Linked DNA regions of Homo sapiens: region 2 is linked to region 1. A link is a loop called in an ENCODE intact Hi-C map of the cell type or tissue named here. Cell type or tissue: PC-9. All regions are shown on one strand. Each heading gives the region's core, and the rest is flanking DNA. Links, peaks and the distances in the headings are about the cores only.

Region 1 (9,207 bases), core at 864-8,863:
ATTCTTTAGGTTAACATATATGCTTTTATGTTACTCTCTGTGTCTAGTCTCCCTTTTATTGTCACTGTAAATGCTAATAAAATGTTCAATAAATGCTGATTTATTTAATAAATGGATTGATTTATTTAATAAAAGGACTGATTTATTTAATAAAATATTGAGCCTATATTTATTAAATATATTTATTAAATTTATTAACTGTATTTCATGTATTTATTAAATTTATTAGATATATTTAATAAATATAGGCTCAATATTTTTGACTGAAAATGACTAAATACCAGTGAGGGCAAAAGGCAGACTGTATGTGAAAGCACTTTAAGATAAATATGCTTTATAAATACAAGTGATTGTAAATTACCCAGCGGGATTTCATTCTAACACTGGCCACACATGGGACAGGACTTACATCCAAACCATGACCCAAGTCTGCTTTATGGGTTTCATGGTTGTAAGCAGTTTCTCACTCACGCCTTCACTTTATCCTCATAGCGCTGTAGGTAGGGCAAGGTGGGAACTAAGGTTTGAATGTTGTGTTGTGTTATTTGTATTTGATTCAAGAATGCCTTAACCTTGATTTGCCAATCTCCTCTTTTTTCCCTTCTTCTCCCCTCACTCTTTAGCATGGGACTCCTGTGGGAGCAAAATACAAAAACAAAATAAAAATACAATTACCAACTGACAGGAATCAATTATTTAAAATTAGCACACGCCTACTGTCTATGGACATCCATCGTCCAAAAACAAACAAACAAAAATGAACCTTGACCTAAACCTCACACCATATACAATTATCTCAGAATGGATCATGGACTTAAACATAAAACATAGAACTATAAACTTTTGAAAAAAACCCAAGGAGAGAATCTTTGAAATCCGGGGCTAGTCAGAGTTCTTTGACTTGACACCAAATCACCATCCACAATAGAGGAAATTGATCAATTGGGCCTCGTGATAGTTAAAGATGTTTGCTCTCTGACAGACCACATTAAGAGACTGAAGAAACAAGCTGTAGACTGGGAAAGAATATTTGCAAAGCACGTATCTGACAAAGGACTTGCCTCTAGAATACATGAAGAACTCTTACAGTGATGATATGCAGATGGCAAATAAGCGCATGAAAGGCTGAACAACATGATCAGCCAGAAAAATGTAAAATAAAACCAGAATAGGATGGGAGACACACCTGCCAGAGTAGCTAACATAAAAATAACGACCATGCCAAATGTTGACAAGGATGAGAAGAAGCTGGGTCACTCATATGTGACTGGTGGGAATGTGAAATGGTACAGATCCTCTGGAAAAGAGGATGAGTCATTTCTTACAAAACCAAGCATGAACTTGCCATATGGCCCAGCAGTTGTACCCTTGGGTATTTAACCCTAAGAAATGAGAACTTTTATTCACACAAAAACTTGTTCATCAGTGTTCATTATAGACTTGTTTGTGATAGCCAAAAACTGGAAACAGTCAAAGTAATCCATCATGGGTGTATGGTTAAAAAACTGTGGTAAGGCCGGGCATAGTGGCTCACACTGGTAATCCCAGCACTTTGGGAGGCCGAGATGGGAAGATCACTTGAAGCCAGGATCACTTGAGCTCAGGAGTTCAAGACCAGCCTGGGCAACATGGCAAAACCCTGTCTCTACAGAAAATACAGAAATTAGCCAGGCGTGGTGGCACATGCCTGTGGTCCCAGCTACTCAGGAGGCTGAGGTGGGAGGATGGCTTGAGCCCAGGAGATAGAGGTTGCAATAAGCCAAGGTCGCCCCACCGCACTTCAGCCTGGGTGACAGAGTAATGCCCTGTCTCAAAAACAAACAAAAAATCTGTGGTGCATCCATACCATGGCGTACTACTCAGCAATTAAAAAAACTCAAACTATTAATGCATACAACAAACCACTTGGAAGGATCTCAAGGGAATTATGCTGAGTGGGGAAAGCCAACCCTGAAAGGTCACACATTGTCTCATTTCATTTCTATGGCACTCTTGAAGGGAGGAAATCACAGAAGTGGAGTACAGATTACTGATTGTCAGAGACTATCTTCCAAGGTAGCACAAGGGATCATTGAAATGAAATTTTTCTGTATCTTGACTATAGGGGTGCTCACATGTATCTACATATGTGATAAATTTACATCTGACTAAACACACACACACACGCAAACGCATTTCACAATGAATGAAATCTGGAAAAGGTTAGTATTAGTTTGCCAAGGCTACTGTAAAGAATTATCCCAACTGGGTGGCTTAAAACAGCAAAAGTTTATTCTATTGTGGTGTTTTGAGGCAAAAGTCTGAAATAAAGGTGTCGGCAGGGCTGGCTCCTTCCGAAAGCTCTAGGGAAGAAGCCCAGACTTTTTAAGCTTCTGGAAGCTCTGGGTTCCCTGACTGATGGCAGCACCCCTCCAATCTCTGCCTCTGCCTTCACAGGGCTGTCTTCCCCGTGTCTCTCTGTGTATCAGCGTCATTTTTCTGGTGGTGTGATATTGCCTTATACTATAGTTATGCTACCCTTGGGGAAGTTGGACGAAAGTTATATGAGATCTCTCTGCAGTATTTCTTACAACTGCATATGAATGTGCAAGCATCCAAACTAAAAAGGTATTGTTGTTTTTTTAAGTTGGCATATGGAGAGGCTGAGCAGGGAGGGATGCACAGGTCCTGGCGTCTGCTTGGCTGCAGGGCAGAGGGAGACATGGAAAGTAGCATCCAAGTTTCATGCCTGGATGATGGGAGATGGGCTGTACAAGGACACCACAGAGGACAGGGAAGGAGGACCACACCAGAGCCAGACCAGAGGACCAGTGGTCGGCATGATGGCTTCAGGAACTACAAGCGTGAATTTCTTTGGGATGCAAGTAACACCAGCCAGCTTAAGCAGAAATGGGGAGTTTCCTATAAGATCACAGAGAGGAACCATTGAAGCTAATGGCAGAAATGCAACTGGACCTCAGGAAAGGCCAGTGCCGGGCACGGGAGGCCAGTGGGCACCTAGGGAGAACATGCTGGCTTTCTATTTGATTTCAATCCAGTTCCTTGACAGGACAGCCATCTCTATCCCTTAGTCCAACTGCTGTCGAGAAAATGGCTGTCCCGAGCTCTGAAGTTCACATGTTATCATTTCAGCCACTGGAAGAAACTGCCCTTTTATTATTAGTCCTAGTCTCAAATTCCCAGATAAAAGGTTCTGACTGGCTCTCTTGGGGCCAGGTGCCATCTCCACTGTGGCCAGAAGACAGGATTATTTTACACACACATGGTCAGAGCTCTCCAGAGAGCAACAGCTTAGGGAGGTCATTTTGAGCGGAACAGATATCCCCAAATGTATTCTCTGTCTACCACAAAAGTCTTTAAAGCACCTTATACTCAGTTCCATACACTTATTAGAGAAATAGAATTAGCCAGATTTTTTTTTCAATAAAGGCATCTCTATATATTTTTTTCAACCATCACATTTTAGACGGACTTTCAACAACAGTAACTGAAACAAACATTTAGATTGGCTTTTATGTAACCATAAATTAAATTAACCAAAGAATCAACTCCCCAAACATTCTTAGAGTCAGAGTTTTATTTTATTATAAATCTAGATCTATGAAAGCAGAAACCATACTCTTCTAGATTGATAACAATTACTCACAATCCCTTAAGCTTTCTAAAATCATTTATTACTCTGATAAAAATAATTCAACTGGAGATGAACACGGTAGAACAACCTCTTAGTGCAAAGCCATTTTTTAAAATAGAGCAATACTGTTTCCTCTTAGAGACAAACACAATAGTAAATGCAAACATTAGCAGATTGTGGTAATTTATAACCTGAGTTATTGTCTGGGAGATTTGCTGTAACAAGTGGGTGACCCGCTAGAGGTCAGATGACAGTAACTTGAGCAGAGAGAAAACTGTGAGATTCAGAGCCAGGTATTAAGCATCAAAGGAAAGCTAAGAAACCAGGAACAGGAAAGGAGCCTCTTCTTCCCTTCTTTTGTACAAAAAACCCTCAGAGGAGGATTTTCCTTCTTGTAAGAGCATTTATGGAGCTGAGTCACAAATGCCACGCAGGTACATGCTGAATAAATAAATAGGTCCTCGAAGCATCTGCTTCCTAGATTTGGGATTTGTTGATTTAGTCCCACAGTTGTGCCTCCTGGTGATTTTTCATTAATCGAGAGCTCCAGAACCAAACGAACTTTGTATTCTTTTCAAAATATCAAAGTGGAAAGCGGGGTTTCTGGAAGCTCTTTGATTCTAAACCCATCTTCCTTCCCTTTCGGGGCATCCACTATTGAAGGAGGCAGACGGTCAGCCCAGGGAGGACAGGGCTGAAAAGCAAGGAGGAAGAGTCTCGAAGTTGCAGGCACCGTGTCACTAGCACATGTGGTGGAAGATGGTTTTGGGAAATAAGAGCTTTGGGCAACCTCAAGAGTGAACTCTGCCAGTGTTTTGGCAGTTAGGGATGTGGATGATATAAAATGAAATCACATTCCAAGCATACCATTTCTGGTGGAGAGTAAATATACTCAGTAAAGCCAGGTTCAAAGAGGAATCTGTATAATGTCCGAATGAAATATGAAGTAGTGGTGAAATATTTAAAGGTCAACTTGTGTGCACAACAAAATTTGTGTGAAGTTTTTCTCAGAAATCATGTAAGAAGTGAACTAAAAAGAATTCCAGTGAGATGCTGGAATTCCAATGAAAATGAATGGTGTGGGAGGCAGAATTCTAAGGTGGCCCAGGAGATGTCTGCCCCCAGGCGCACATATCGTGTGCAATCCCCCTGCATTTCACCTCGGAATTGAGGAACAGACACTCCTTAGGCTAGGCTTTGTTATACAACAAAGGTTAGTCATTCCTGTGATTATGTTTTGTCATATAAGACTCCAAGACCAGCCAGTTGGCCTTGAAGACCAACCAAACAGCTGTGCAGTGAGCTACCATGTCCTAAAAGGGCCATTTGGCTGGGACTTCAGGAACGCTCTAGGAGTTGAGAGTGACCCCCAGTTGACAGCCAGCAAGAAAACAGGGACTTCAGTGCTGCAGCCTCGTGGTACTGGATTCTGCCAACAACTACATGAGCTTTGAGGACCCAGAGGCTTACAAAAGAACCACAGCCCCTACAGTGACACCTTGAGTTCAGTCTGGTGACCCCCTGGACAGAGGACCCAGTTAACCTGTCTGGAGACTCCTGACTTACAGAAACTGTGAGATAATACATTTGTGCCGTTGCTGTATATTCTCATGTAGTAAAATAAAGACATAAATAAATTTATGTTGCTTTAAGCCACTGAGTTTGTGCCAATTTGTTATACAAGCATAGAAAACGAATGCAGATCATATCAGAATAGAAATCAGTATAGCTGACCTCAGTAAGAGTTTTAAAAAGAATTTTATGCATCTGTCATAGAATAAAGGATTGCTGGTATTGGGTTAAAAACTTGAGAACCCTGAATGCATCATTTAAAAGAACTAGCACTGTGCTGGGGGTCAAAGAACATGGCCGTGCCAGGCTAACGGAGACAAGTCACTTCATTGCTAAGCATGTTAGTGTTAGGCCCTGTTCAATGAGGAGATGCAGCAAAATTGCTCCTTAAGTTTCCTGTTAGTTTCAAAACACGATGCCAATAATTTCCAAGTTTGTCTCTTTCAATTACAAAAGCGATGAATATTAACGTTCATTTTCCCGTGTAAACCCTTGCAGTAGTCAGCCTCCTTGGTTTATTTTTTAAAAGGCCAAATTATGTGGTCTTGTCAGCGTCTCCACCTTGTCTTTTATCCCTCCATTCTCACTTACTCCAGCTAAGCCGACAGCTTTGCAGGGTTCTTTTTCTTGTGTAGGTGTGTGCACCTTTATGCACCTGTGTATCCACCAAGGGGCCCTGGCACATCACAAGTTAGTGGTCTGGGAAAAGTTCCCTAACCTCTTTGTGTCTCCCCTTTCTGGTGTATAAAATGGAGGTAATAATACCTTCCTGTCTTCTGTATAGGATCGTTCGTTCATTCAGCACACATTTTTTAAGGACCTACACTGCTGTCACCTACTCTTTAGGTGCTGGAGATGCAGCAACGAACATACTACACAAAATCACCTGCCCTGTGGAGCTCATATTCTATAGCAGATGGTCCATGAAGTCCTCTTTGAGGAGATGAAATGTGCGGCAAGATCTGAATGTAGGCAGGTAGGGGCCACACAGACCCCTGGGGTGACGACATCCAGGACAGGGACAGCACAAGCTTAGGCCAAGGCATGCTATAATCAGTGCCTCCAGCTTGCTGTGCAGCTCAGAGAAAGTCACTCTGCCCCTCTGAGCCACCTTTCTCTCATTTGTATGAGACAGTCAGTGATTTTCACCCTGGAGATTTGGACCTCTAGAAGGCCCGTCAAGAAAGTAATGCAGGCTGGGTGTGGTGCCTCACACCTGTAATTCTGGCATTTTGGGAGGCCAAGGTGGGAGGAAGGCTTTAGGTCAGGAATTCAAGACCAGTCTGGACAACATAGGGCGATCCCATCTCTACAAAAAAGAAAAAAAAATTAGCTAGGCATGTTGGCTTACCAGTAGTCCCAGCTACTCAGGAGGCCAAGGTGGGAGGATTGCTTTGCACCCAGGAGTTCGGGGTTGCAATGAGTTATGATCATGCCACTGCACTCTACCCTGGACGACAGAGCAAGGCCTTGTCTCACAAAAATAAACAGAGAGAGAGAGAGAGAAAGAGATGAAGGAAGGAAGGGAGTGGGGAGGGAAGGAAGGGAGTGAGGAGGGAAGGAAGGAAAGAAGCAAGATCAAGAAGGAAGTCTCGTTATACAAATAAAGACAGCCCAGTTTCAACATTTTAAATGTGACTTTTTTGTTGTTTTTGGATGGAATCATATCAACTCTCTAACACCAGTTATAATATAATGATCTTCAGCCATGCAGCTGAGGAATTAAAAATGGAGAAGTAATTATTTCAGAATAAGAACACATTTTAAATGGAGGCTCTTTTTTTCCTTTCCTATTTGTTTTTAAATTTCTATAGGTTTTAGGGGAACAGGTGATGTTTGGTTACATGAATAAGTTCTATAGCAGTGATTTCGGAGATTTTGGTGTGCCCATCACCCAAGCAGTGTATACTGTACTCCCTCACTCCCCCGACCCTTTCCCCCAAGTCCCCAAAGTCCGTTGTGTCATTCTTATGCCTTTGCATCCTCATAGCTTAGCTCCCACTTGTGAGTGTGAACATACAATGTTTGGTTTTCCATTCCTGAGTTACTTCACTTAGAATAATAGTCTCCAAATCCATCCAGGTAACTTCAAATGCCATTATTTTATTCCTTTTTATAACTGAGTAGTATTCTGTTATATATATATAATTTACAAAGCCAGAGAGCAGTTTCTTCTGCTCGCTGGTAGCTCCTGCCCTGTGTCTTTTGGTCACATTCCTCTTTAGGGTAGGTGGGTGTTTCTTGGTCTGGGAACTAAGTGCCTTCAGACAAAAGTGGTACCTTTGGCCCCATCAATTGCATTTGTAGATGAAGGGCCTCAGTTAAAGATGTGTTTTCAGGATATGGTGCTCTGCAGTGAGAGAGCAAAAGTTTTTCCTGAGGTTGGAAAATGATGACCCGCTGGAGCTGGGATATTATATATACATAATATATATATACCACAATTTCTTTATTCACTTGTTGGTTGATGGGCATTTGGGCTGGTAAGTGGAGGCTCTTTTTAAGTGGAGGCTCACATGCACAGGCTCCGTGGGAAAGAGAACTTGGGGACCATAGGGCCAAGGAGGTTTGGAGGCCTCCCAGCTCCAGCTGGTCATCATTTTTCAACCTCAGGAAAAACTTTTGCTCTCTCACTGCAGAACACCATATCCTGAAAACACGTCTTTAACCGAGGCCCTCCATCTACAAATGCAATTGATGGGGCCAAAGGTACCACTTTTGTCTGAAGGCGCTTAGTTCCCAGACCAAGAAACACCCATCTACCCTAAAGAGGAATGCCAACAAAAGACACAGGGCAGGAGCTATCAGCAAGCAGAAGAAACTGCTCCCTGGCTTTGTAAATTCTGATTTCTGCAGCTACTGGAGTCTGGGAAATAGCTTCTAAACGTCCTCCTACTCTGCCTCCCCCCTCTCTCGATGAAAGAGACTGAGGGTCCAACAAAGAAATGCCAGCATCATTCAAGGGAGTTGAAGCCCCCGTTAGCAAGGCAGTCTGCTCGGACTGGGAGCAGTGGCACACATTCTGTTCTCAGGGACGTTGCTGCCTGAATTCACGTTTCCTGGAGGATGCTACGGGCTGAGTCCTCTAGCCAGGAACGGGATGCTTCATCTGGAAGTTTTTAGGAGCCCTTCCTCTCAATAGGATGTTATTGTACCAGAGAATTGCCTCAAGCCAGTGCTCTCTCTTGGAACTGTTTTCTATTTTTTTCAACTTTGTTTTACACTGGACTGGCACACAGGGAGGCAAAGATCTCATCAAGGCACTTCCAGTGACTTTAAACAGCCACACAATATGGGCCCCAGTTTCAGCTGCTGCTTTGGCCCTTGGCGACGGAGGATAACGTTTAAGCCAATATACGCTGAAGTTTGGGCTTTGCTCATAAGTGTTTCTATTTAAGGGAAGGGGATGTGGATGATGCCAACAGTTACGGATGGAAAAGGAAGATTATACACCAGGAAAACTCATTTCCAAGGAAGCAGCCTGTGCACGTGGCTTCCCGGGCTGCGGCTGGGTTCTGAGTGCGGGCAGCAGCTGGGGAGGGCACACCACTGACCTGCCAACCCCAGGGACAAATGTGCTCCTGCCCAGAGCAAATCTGTAGCTCCTTCGATTTCTTTACTTGGATTATCGGAATCAAATGCACTTGCTTTTCTTTCTCCCTCTCCTTCTTTCTTAAAATGCTTTTCCAAAGACATTTGTCTTCCACGAACCACTGTCTGCTATTTGTACCACTGGACTTTTTAGTCTCTTGCTAATTTTTTCTTTCTTTAACATCCTATGAATGATTCATGTCTTGGGTGCCCAGTCCTCCCAAACAGCACACATTGGTATAAATGAAATGTGAGAGTAACAGCCAAGTACTCATGCGCTCCTGGTTCTGAGGCCCTGTACTTTGCAGCTAGAGTCCCTTTCCCCGTGTACAAGCAGGTATTTTAACCCCAGTATTTCTGCTAAGTCAACCGGCCTCCAGAGATATTAGGACATTAAGACTTTGTCTAGT
Region 2 (9,207 bases), core at 310-8,309, 72 kb before region 1:
CCTTGTCCCTCCTCACATCTTTCTAGCCAGTAGCCCATGTCTCCTACTTAGTGGAGTAATAAGGCCAGGAGAAATAGGTGTACCTTTATTTTCATGTAACGGCAAAATGACTTTCCCCAAATCACAGAGCTGGAGTTGGGAATCCTGGAGTTAGATCCACCAGGATTAGTACACAATTAGAGGTGCTCAGTCAAGTATCTGAGAGCGTCCAGAATCAGCTCAGCTGGCCTCCTTTTCACTTGCTCGTAGCATGGCCTTACAAAGTTGCAAAGACCTGCTGGAATCAAGGCCTCATATTTCAGAATAATAATGGGAATTCAGGCTGGGCACGGTGGCTCACACCTATACTCTCAGCACTTTGAGAGGCTGAGGCGGGTGGATCACCTGAGGTCAGGAGTTCAAGACCAGCCTGGCCAACATAGTGAAACCCTGTCTGTATTTAAAATACAAAAAAATAACTGGACATGGTGGTGGAGACCTGTAATCCCAGCTACTTGGGAGGCTGAGGCAGGAAATTGCCTGAACCCGGGTGGTGGGGGTTGCAGTGAGCCGAGATCGCATCACTGCACTCCAGCCTGGGTGACACAGTGAGACTCCATCTCGGGCGGTGGGGTGGGGGGTGAGAAGAATGGAAATTCATTTTATAAAAAGCGTTTTTGATTGTAGAAAAATCTTAGGAAAATTAAGAAAATTTTGAAGAGGAAAAGAGCTCTCCATACACTTGCTACCTAGAGATAAAGTTAGCATTCAGTGTGGAATTTACTCTTCTTTTTCTATAAAAGGTATTTTTTTGAAAACAAAGTAGAAGATTTTATTATACAATCTGTGGATTTAAATTTTTAAATATTATGTTGTATGGATTTTCCATTCTATTAAATAGCCTAAGAAGAATTGTAATGGCTGCACAGCTGTTTCTGGAGATTCGGTGCCCTCAAGCTCTGTGTGAGGAACTAGGTTGCTCCCATCTCCATGTCACCAAGCACTTTATCTACGTCTTTGATTTCCTAAAGACGGGTATATTGAGGGACAGTGGGAGGGGAGGAGGGACAGGAATTCTGTCCCCTCTCATTTTCTTAATAAATATTGGTCAAGGATGGATTTTTCATTGCTTTTTTGCTCTAGATATCTCGATTAGTAATTGATGGACATGTGAGCTCTTCAGTAAGGAAATTCATTCATTCATTCACAAATTGTACTCATTGCTTAGAGGCCAGATTCTTGATAAACTGGTGGTTAAAACTGCAGTTGCTCCCTTTCTTTGTGGCTGAAGGTCTGGCTGAGAGGCAGAGGCTAAAACAATAAACTAACGAGTGACACCTTGCAAAGTCATCTCTCCTAAGCGACGCCCTGAGGGCCCATCCACAGTTTGCATGCATGGGGTTGGCAGGTCAGGCATCCTGGGGTGTGTTGGCGCTTTTTCAGCAGATCCACTGGGTGGGCTTTGCTTTCTGCTTGTGGCTTTTTGCAACGACTGTGGCATCCTCATGGCTGCTTTGGCTTCAGGGCTCCACTCACGTCCTCACAGTATGAAATTCCTTGAGCCTCAGACATGGCATGTGTGTGTCACTAATGAGAACTGTTGGTAGAATCAGGAACAGTATTAAACCCTAGAAGCCGCCTCCCCCTCTCCAGCCTCTTCAGATCCAGCATTTTCATCAGGGAAAGCCCCTTTCAATAAAAGTGAGGCCTCAGTTTTCTCATCTGTAAGATGTATGTGTGGGGCTGGCTAGCTCTGCGGTTTTCAGAATGGCACCTAAGATGCACTTTAAAACATTCCTTTGAGTTAATGTGTACTAGAAAAGATCTATCAAGTTGTAAAAAGCGGGTTGATTGATAAAGAAGTATTAATAACAGTTGATTTTTTTTTAAAGAAGATGGTAAGTCAGTGAGTAGTGTTTGGAGGGCACAAATCCTTCCAGTGCCGAAGCTTTGCGGTCTTAAGTGGCAGGTGGGAGCCGGGAGTCTGAGTACAACCCTCTGGCCAGCCCCAGTCAAATGAATGGGCCTCTCTGCTTGCTGCTCTTAAAACGTCTTCAGAGATAGTTGCACTTTTTATTTCTGGTCACTGGCTGGGGACCAGAGCTTGGAAGTATTTCTGGTCTGGGCTGATCACAGGGTCCTGCTTCACAGCCTGTTTGCTGTCAGCCATCTGACACGGGCGGGCCAGCCTTCCCATGTGATTCAAGGGGGCTGACAGCAGCCCATTGCCACAAATGTCTGCCTAAACCCCAGGCTTGATGAGCACTTGACAGGTACACACTGGTGTGTCTGTGAGCTCTTCATGATTCTCAGCGGCAGGGTGAGGGCGGGGAAGGAAGATGTAGGTGAAGAGCTTTGACCCAGGAGCGCACTAGGGAAGCGAGCCAAGGTGTCTGCGGACTTCCAGTCCCATCCACACCCAGAAGACATGGTGGGGGCCCCCACCCCTCTCCTGTGGCATTGGTTTCATGTGTGTGTCTTTCCAGCTTAATGATAAGCAGCCGAGGGAAGGTCCGGGTCCTGCTTTCCCTTGTGTATTTACTGGTCCTGAATGCACGTGATGCTGAATTAATGTCTGAGCGCAACAGTCATCCGTGCCACAGATGGCACCAAGCACCAAGCTTCGGAGGCCCCCGCAGTCTGTGGGAGACAATCCAAGCTTGGGCTGGGCACTGCGCTCAATGCTGGAAAATTATAAAGACAGAGCAGCCAAGTCACCAGCTTTCAAGGAAACGAGTGTAGTTAGGGAACTAAGAAAAAATAACAAGCACGATGAACAGTGCGATGCCTGGGATAAAAGCAGTAAATGCCTAGAGATGATGACGGGTGTCCAGGAGAGCTAGGAAAAGAGGTGGACTTCCATTTGCAAAGGCAAAGGCACTGTTTCAGGGGGTCATTCTCCAATCGGTAGGTTTTGATGTTATAGAAATGGGGAGCCCTGTTGGGTCTTCAAGAAAGTGGGTGGGAAGAAAGGCACAAGGTCTGGAGATGTTTTGGAAGAAACAGTAGCTGTGTTTGGTGAGTGCATGGGATGTACGGAGGAAGGTGTGAAGAATCTGGAAAGCTTAGAATGTCTCCCACAGACTGTGGGGGCCTCTGAAGAGTCTGAAGTAATGGTTGCTTTGAATGCAAGGAGATTCTGGGATCTGTGCAGTGTGCTGAGAACAACCCTACAGAGGGGATGGGGGAGGGATGGGGCCAGGAATAGAGGAAGCAGAGGAGAGGGGAGGCAGGAAAGGGAGGAGGCCAGGTAAGAAGCTCAGGCCTTGAAGAGGGATTCACACGCCCTCCCCTCCTCTTCCTGACCTGTCGGGGGATCCCCAGCCTCAGATGTTCTCAGTCTGGCCAGTGAAAACATCTGGAATCATGACTCCAGCCGCGCTAGCCATCTCACTTTTTACAATAAAAACTGAGCAAGCAAGGAACACCTAGTGACGACTCATGGCCCTTGTTTTCCCCGCATCTCTGGAGTCTGAGTCACCAGCTTGGCACCCACAGTTAAGCCTTGAATGTGTGCAAGTTATAACCCGGTGTCTGGCACAGAGAACCTTAGCGCTCCTTCCCCTCCAGGTCTTCCATTCTTTTGTTGATTTGTCTCCAATACGGGTTCCCTCAAAACCAACTCTCTTCCATTTATTTCTGTCCCTAGTTTTGAGCACAGAGCCTCGTTGCTAGAGCCTGGCACTCCGTAGATGTTCACTAAGGTGACCTCTGTGCGTAGTCCCAGGTAGATGTGGCACCCAGGATATGCCCACCTTTCTCAAACTCAGACTGGAACGTGTGGTCCTGCCCTCGTTCCTCATTTTTTCACCCTGTGGCGTGGTCTTGGCTCTGAATAACCGCTGCTACCTCCTAAATTGAACTCAGTTGTTTAGGGAAATGCACCCAGAGGGGCACTGTGAGTGAGTCTGATCGGCTGGCGTGCCTGTCGGTGGCTGCCCATGCCTTCCGATGGGCCTTGCTGTTTTCTCCCCCAGGAAGAGGCAGCCCGCCCGAGCCCCAGGCAGCATGTTCCTCCTGTGCCCTGGGTGCATTAGGCGAGATCAGGCACGTTCAGGGTGATATGACGATAGACAGTGCTCCAGGAGCATTAGGAAAGGTTCTGCTGATCAGGCTTCTGTAACAGGCGGGGCATCTGCTAAGGTGGCGGGAAAGGTTTGGATTTCACTGCACCTGGGCTGGTCCTCGCCCTGAGTCGTAGCCTTGCATTCCCTGCCAAGCCACGCCCAGAAGCATCCTGGGAGGGACACCAGTCGGGTGTTGACTCTACTTGGGCTGTTGCCCAGACCAGTCGGATCAGGACTAGGAGGCAGATTTCCGTGATTTTGCCTTTGGAGTGAGAGAGGAGGCTGGGGTGTTAACCCCGTGGTCTCCTCGTGGTCCCATCAAGTGACTCTGTGAAAGCCAGGAGTCCCTCCCACCCACCCCAGGCCCCGAAGGCTTCTCCACTATAGCAACGGGGTCCAAAGCTCGGGGTGCTGGGTGTCAGGCCGTCAGTAACAGGAGGACCGACCTGCTGGGGCGGAATGTCTGTGGGTTTTAGGGTCCTCCGGAATGCACTCTTGCTCGCGGAGGGAGATGAGCAGATGTGATGAGTTTCCATCGACAGAGCTGGTGACAGAAATTACAGAGAGCAGGTGGAATCTCCCGCTTTTTGTTTTCTAACCCGGAGGAAATCTGATGAAATCAACATGATACTCCAGAAATTATCATCAAACATGGAGAATGAGTCATTCTAAACAGGGCACACAGGGAATTGGCAGGGGAGGAGCAAGGGCAGCATTTATGCCTCGATCCCCTCCAGGCCAGCTGCTTTCCTTCTGCAGCGTTCAGGTTCGTGGCCGCAGGAGAACGGAGGAGAACGTGAACAGTCTGTGCGCTCAGCCTGAGGTTTCCCTAAGACCTTCTCCGCCCCAGACATGCTCTCGTTAGGTTGGTTTTTCTGGATTGGTTTGTTCTCTAATTGTTCCTTGGGGTAGATCATTGGCAGAGGCCACAGGGAGAATATTCTGTGATCTGGAGTCTATGCGTGGCGTGACAGCAGCCGTAGCGGAGGGGGTGTGTGCGGCTTCTTGAGTTTGCCGCCGGAATCTGTCAGTGATTCCTTCTGTATGCAGTGATGTTGTCTGTTCAGACGCTGCCCTCTTGGTTCCTGGGGAGGAGCCAAGAGCAGCCTCTTTTGTCTCTGGATGAATCAGCCTTTGCACAGAAAAAGGAAAAACTTATCAGTTATGAGCTCAAATGCGCCTTCCTGTCTTCCTAGACCTGACCCCGGCTGGGAGGTGAAGAGGTGAGATGGAGCCTGCTCTTCTAGGGGGTCTTGAGATCCAGTGGTGGCTGTCCTGCCCAGGGTGGGCCCTGCAACTGCAGGCTGTCCTGGAGAAGTGACCACTGGGACCTGCTGAGTAGACGGTGGTCAAGCTTGTTGGGCTGTCCAGGTAAACCCGAGGTGCCCACCAAGGGAACCTGTTGGTGTTTTGAGAATGTGTGGCTTAGGTTTCAGGAACAGAGTAGAATTCCTAAATTCAGTCTCCTGAGTATAATCCTATCACATCAGCCATTTGGCTCCCTTAAAGATTATCCCAGAGATACCTACCGAGTTACCTCTGAAACAGTCATCTTTGTTGAAACCGAATTCGTTCATTCATTCGGGTTTGAGAGCCAACCATGCACATGACAGGAGCAGAAAAAGACAAACAGATGGTCTTATGTCCTGGGAATGCTCAGATTCTCATGGAGAAATTGGGCCAGGGACAAGTCTGTGCATGGTGTGTCTAGCGGTGGTAAAGGGCAGAGAAAGAGGATGGGGTGAGGGCCGGTTGTGTTGACATTTGAGCAAAGACCTGAATGAAGTGAGGGGATGAGAGCATCTCGTGTCTAGGCTGGGGCCTTCTGGGCTGAGAGCACTGCATGTGCAAAGGCCCCGTGGTGGGAGGGGCTTGGTACCTGGGGAACTTCATGGAGACCAGAAGAGTCAAGTGGAGGAAGGCAGAGAACAGCAGGAAATGGGACAGGGGCTGATGATGTTGGGCTTCTAGGGCACTGGAAGCTGCTGATGAGAGCCCAGGAGCCTTTGGAGGGTTTCAAACAGAGTCTGGAGGGTGTCTGACTGACTTTTCAAAATGTTCCGGCTGCTAATTGAGGGGTGGACTCCAGGCCGCAGGCAGGCCTGCTGGAGAGGAGCTGATGACTGTAATTGCATCGAGAGATGACGGTGGTGTGGATGTGCTGGGGAGAGGTCAGCCAGAGGTTGTGTTCTGCAGGTGGAGCCACCAGGAGTGCATGAGAGAGGGACGGGGCAGGGAAGACGGAGAGGGATGCTGGGCTTCTTGGATGGCTGGATGGAGCTGCCGTGCATGGCTGAGATGGGTGAGGCCAGGGGCAGGGGTTTGGGGCAAGCTCCAGAGTTGGCTTTGGATCCAGGAAATTCAAGATGCACCTTAGGTACTGAAGGGAGCGCTTGGTGGGCAGGTGGGTGTCTGAGTCTGAGGTTCAGGAACCACTTGTTAAAAGAATGGGAATGCAGCCATGTCCACCTGTGCTTTGAGGGGGCTCAGGCTGCCTGGGCATTTGAGTTGGTGGCTCCTTAGCAGTTTTCCTAGCCAAGGGGAGATAGCCACACCCACAAACACACCATTCTCTCTCATGGCACGTGCCTGGGAAGGTAGCTAATGTATGTTTCCTAATATTTTCTAATCTTAAAAATGTTTTATTGTGCACATTTTCATACAAGTACATAATTTTAGGAAAGATAGCATAATGAACCTTCGGGAGCTCATTATAAAGTCAATCACAGCATTGTGCCTTTTACTCCTTTTCTAATAAAGCAAGGACCAGTTCACGGGTGCGGCACTCGGGATGGGCGAGTCGGATCTGAGGCTCTGGGCCGTGGGCTCTGGGCTACCTGTGCTCCACAGTCCATGCACTGATGGGTCACTCTAGGACCTCACAGGGCTGGGAATCAGCGGAGCTAAGAGATGAGGAGAGAGAAGATGGGCTTCCTGGAAGCTTGGGTGAGGTTGAAGGAACAATGCAGAGGTGGACGGTGTTGGGCCAGCTGGAGACACAGCAAGTTCCAGCGAATGTGGCCAGTGATTGATTGAAGGGTTGAGATCGGCAATATGTAACCCTGGAGGTACAGGTGGAGACTGAGTAGTGGGGGTCTTTTCATCTCAGGCCAGGGGAGAGCAGACTGATTTTTTTAAAAGCGGTGAGCACTGTCCAGAAGTGTTGTAGCAGGGCAGCAGCATGGCTTTGAGAAAATCAAGGGCTCACCAGAGGTGGATGGTGAGGAGCTTGAGGAGCTCCAGGGGCCCAGCAGCCACTGGCAGCGAAGGCCTGAGCAACTCTGGGCGTGGGAAGAAATAGTTAGCAAGACTGGGAGCAGAGAGTGTTTTGTCAGGCTCACATCTTGGCTGCGTTACCCTGGGCAAGTTGCTTTAGTGATCTCTCCAAGCCCGTTTTCATGGAATCTGTAAAGTGCAGCCAAGTCTGGTACCTGCTGCCTAGGGCCCTTGAGGACGCAGTGGGATGGTGCCTGGTGGAGCTATGAGCGCAGCCTGTGCTGTAAGGGGAGGACACATAACCGTCAGCGTCCACGTCTGTTGTTAGATGCCGTTAGAATCCATCGGGGGAAGTGGGTGATCCAGGGGAGATTGAGAGGTTATCACCCAGAGGTGGCCAGTGAGCGTGGCCACACCAGGCTGAGCTGGGAGGAGGAGGAGGGGTGGGAGGGGAGAGGATTCTGCTGTAGGAAAGAGGACAGAGCTGACATCCCAGTGAGGAGCACACAGGGCAGCCCTGGGATGCTGGCTGCATTCTCCATCCCGTGCCAGCCCCCTGTAGATGCAGTGGTGTCTGGAGGAGCAGAGCTTCCCTTTCAGCCCTCGGTGTGACTCCACCTGCTCAGGAAGGTTTTGGGAGTGGAGAGCCCTCTGCACTCAGTCCACACCAGGGCTGGCTGCCCTCTTTCTGTACTGTAAAAACGGCCCCAAGGGTGCGGACAGGGGGCACCTCTGTTACTCACCCCTGAATGTCTGGATGGGTGTTACAGCTACACTCAAGGATGGCCTCCCTCTGGCCCTGGGGAGGAAGCTGTCAGTCTGGGGATTTACAGAGCATTGAGGACCACAGGACACACGTCTCCCACCTGCTATGTGGAGGGGAGGGCTGCCTGTGAGTGAGCTCAGTGGTGCCCGTGGGAACATGATGGCTTCTGGGCCCTGGGAGTGGGACTTCCCTGCTTGGCTTCTCTCGGCCTGAAAAGGGGAGAGGGTGGCAGAGTCCACAGTTGTTGACTCGTCTTCCTTGAATGGTTTCCTCTATGGGGAGAGGACTGCAGATCTCTTTCTAGAACTGCAAACACTTTAGCTTTTTGTCTCATCACTGGTTCAGGGGAGTGGCCATACCCCATCATCAATAATAAACACACACACTGGTGCATCTCCAGAAAGCACGTGTGCAGTTCTGTGACTTCTTTCTTCTGCTCCCAGGGCGCTGGAGGCCATATGTCAGTAGTTTTCAAAGAAAACGACATTGCTGCTTCCATCTTGCCCTTTTCTACAGCCAGAGTTCTCCTCCTCAATCGGAAAGCTGCAGTGGCTTCCCAGGGTCTCCTGGACAAGACTGACCCTTCACCACCGCGTTCCGCCAGCTTACCTGGCCTCCCGCCTTTGCTGTGGGCTCCACCACAGCCCCTCCATCCCTCTAGCCCCTCCACACTTGCAGGGCCAGGTCTTCACTGTGCCCACCTGTTCTTAGGCCTTCCACAGGCCTCTGGGCCTCCTCCTTCTCACTGAACACTCACTGGCATCTCACCCTCTATGGGCAGCTCTCTGGGCCCCACTAGGTGGCCAGTCGTGCTCTCCAGGTAACAGTTCCTGTTACCGCCCTAGGCCCCACCAGGGCTGGCGATGCCCTGAGCAGCCTGCGTGGAGCCCCAGATGCCTGATGCCCATCTCTGCTGACAGCTTTGCAGAGCCAGGACATGCCTGGAAGCTTTTGGGAATGCCTCCCTCTTGTGCCCAGATGGACTTTTTGTTAACCCTCCATGAAATAATTCCTCCTGGCATGAATGTGAAACCAGGCAATGCTATAGTCATGAGGCGGCGCGGTGGCCGAGGTGGCCGAGGCAACCCTTTCCCTTCTGCAGGAGAGTTGTGGGCCCAGTGGGAAGAGCACACATTGGTGATTAACAGGAGTCTTCGTTTGGCCACTGTGACCCAGAGC

The links. A loop is a pair of places that touch in the nucleus more often than their neighbours do. Peaks named below come from ENCODE experiments on the same cell type or tissue, not always from the same donor. Only the 100,000 strongest peaks of a DNase experiment are listed, where the experiment ranks them.
Region 2: a loop joins it to region 1, with 4 times the contacts of the local background. A loop is called at or near these places in 3 of 110 quality-filtered maps.

Annotation. Positions count from the first base shown.
Region 1 is chr2:235,094,486-235,103,692 of GRCh38, forward strand. No RefSeq gene overlaps it. Among named protein-coding and RNA genes, the nearest start is that of SH3BP4, 150 kb to the left of the region's middle. In PC-9, for the core only: no CTCF peak of the experiment used is centred there; DNase peaks (open chromatin) are centred at 3,986, 4,506 and 4,856; H3K27ac peaks cover 1,507 bases.
Region 2 is chr2:235,022,945-235,032,151 of GRCh38, forward strand. All of the region lies in intron 2 of SH3BP4 (SH3 domain binding protein 4), which reads left to right. Among named protein-coding and RNA genes, the nearest start is that of SH3BP4, 76 kb to the left of the region's middle. RefSeq lists an enhancer at 8,216-8,844. In PC-9, for the core only: no CTCF peak of the experiment used is centred there; DNase peaks (open chromatin) are centred at 1,297, 3,447, 4,177 and 4,717; H3K4me3 peaks cover 2,497 bases; H3K27ac peaks cover 6,112 bases.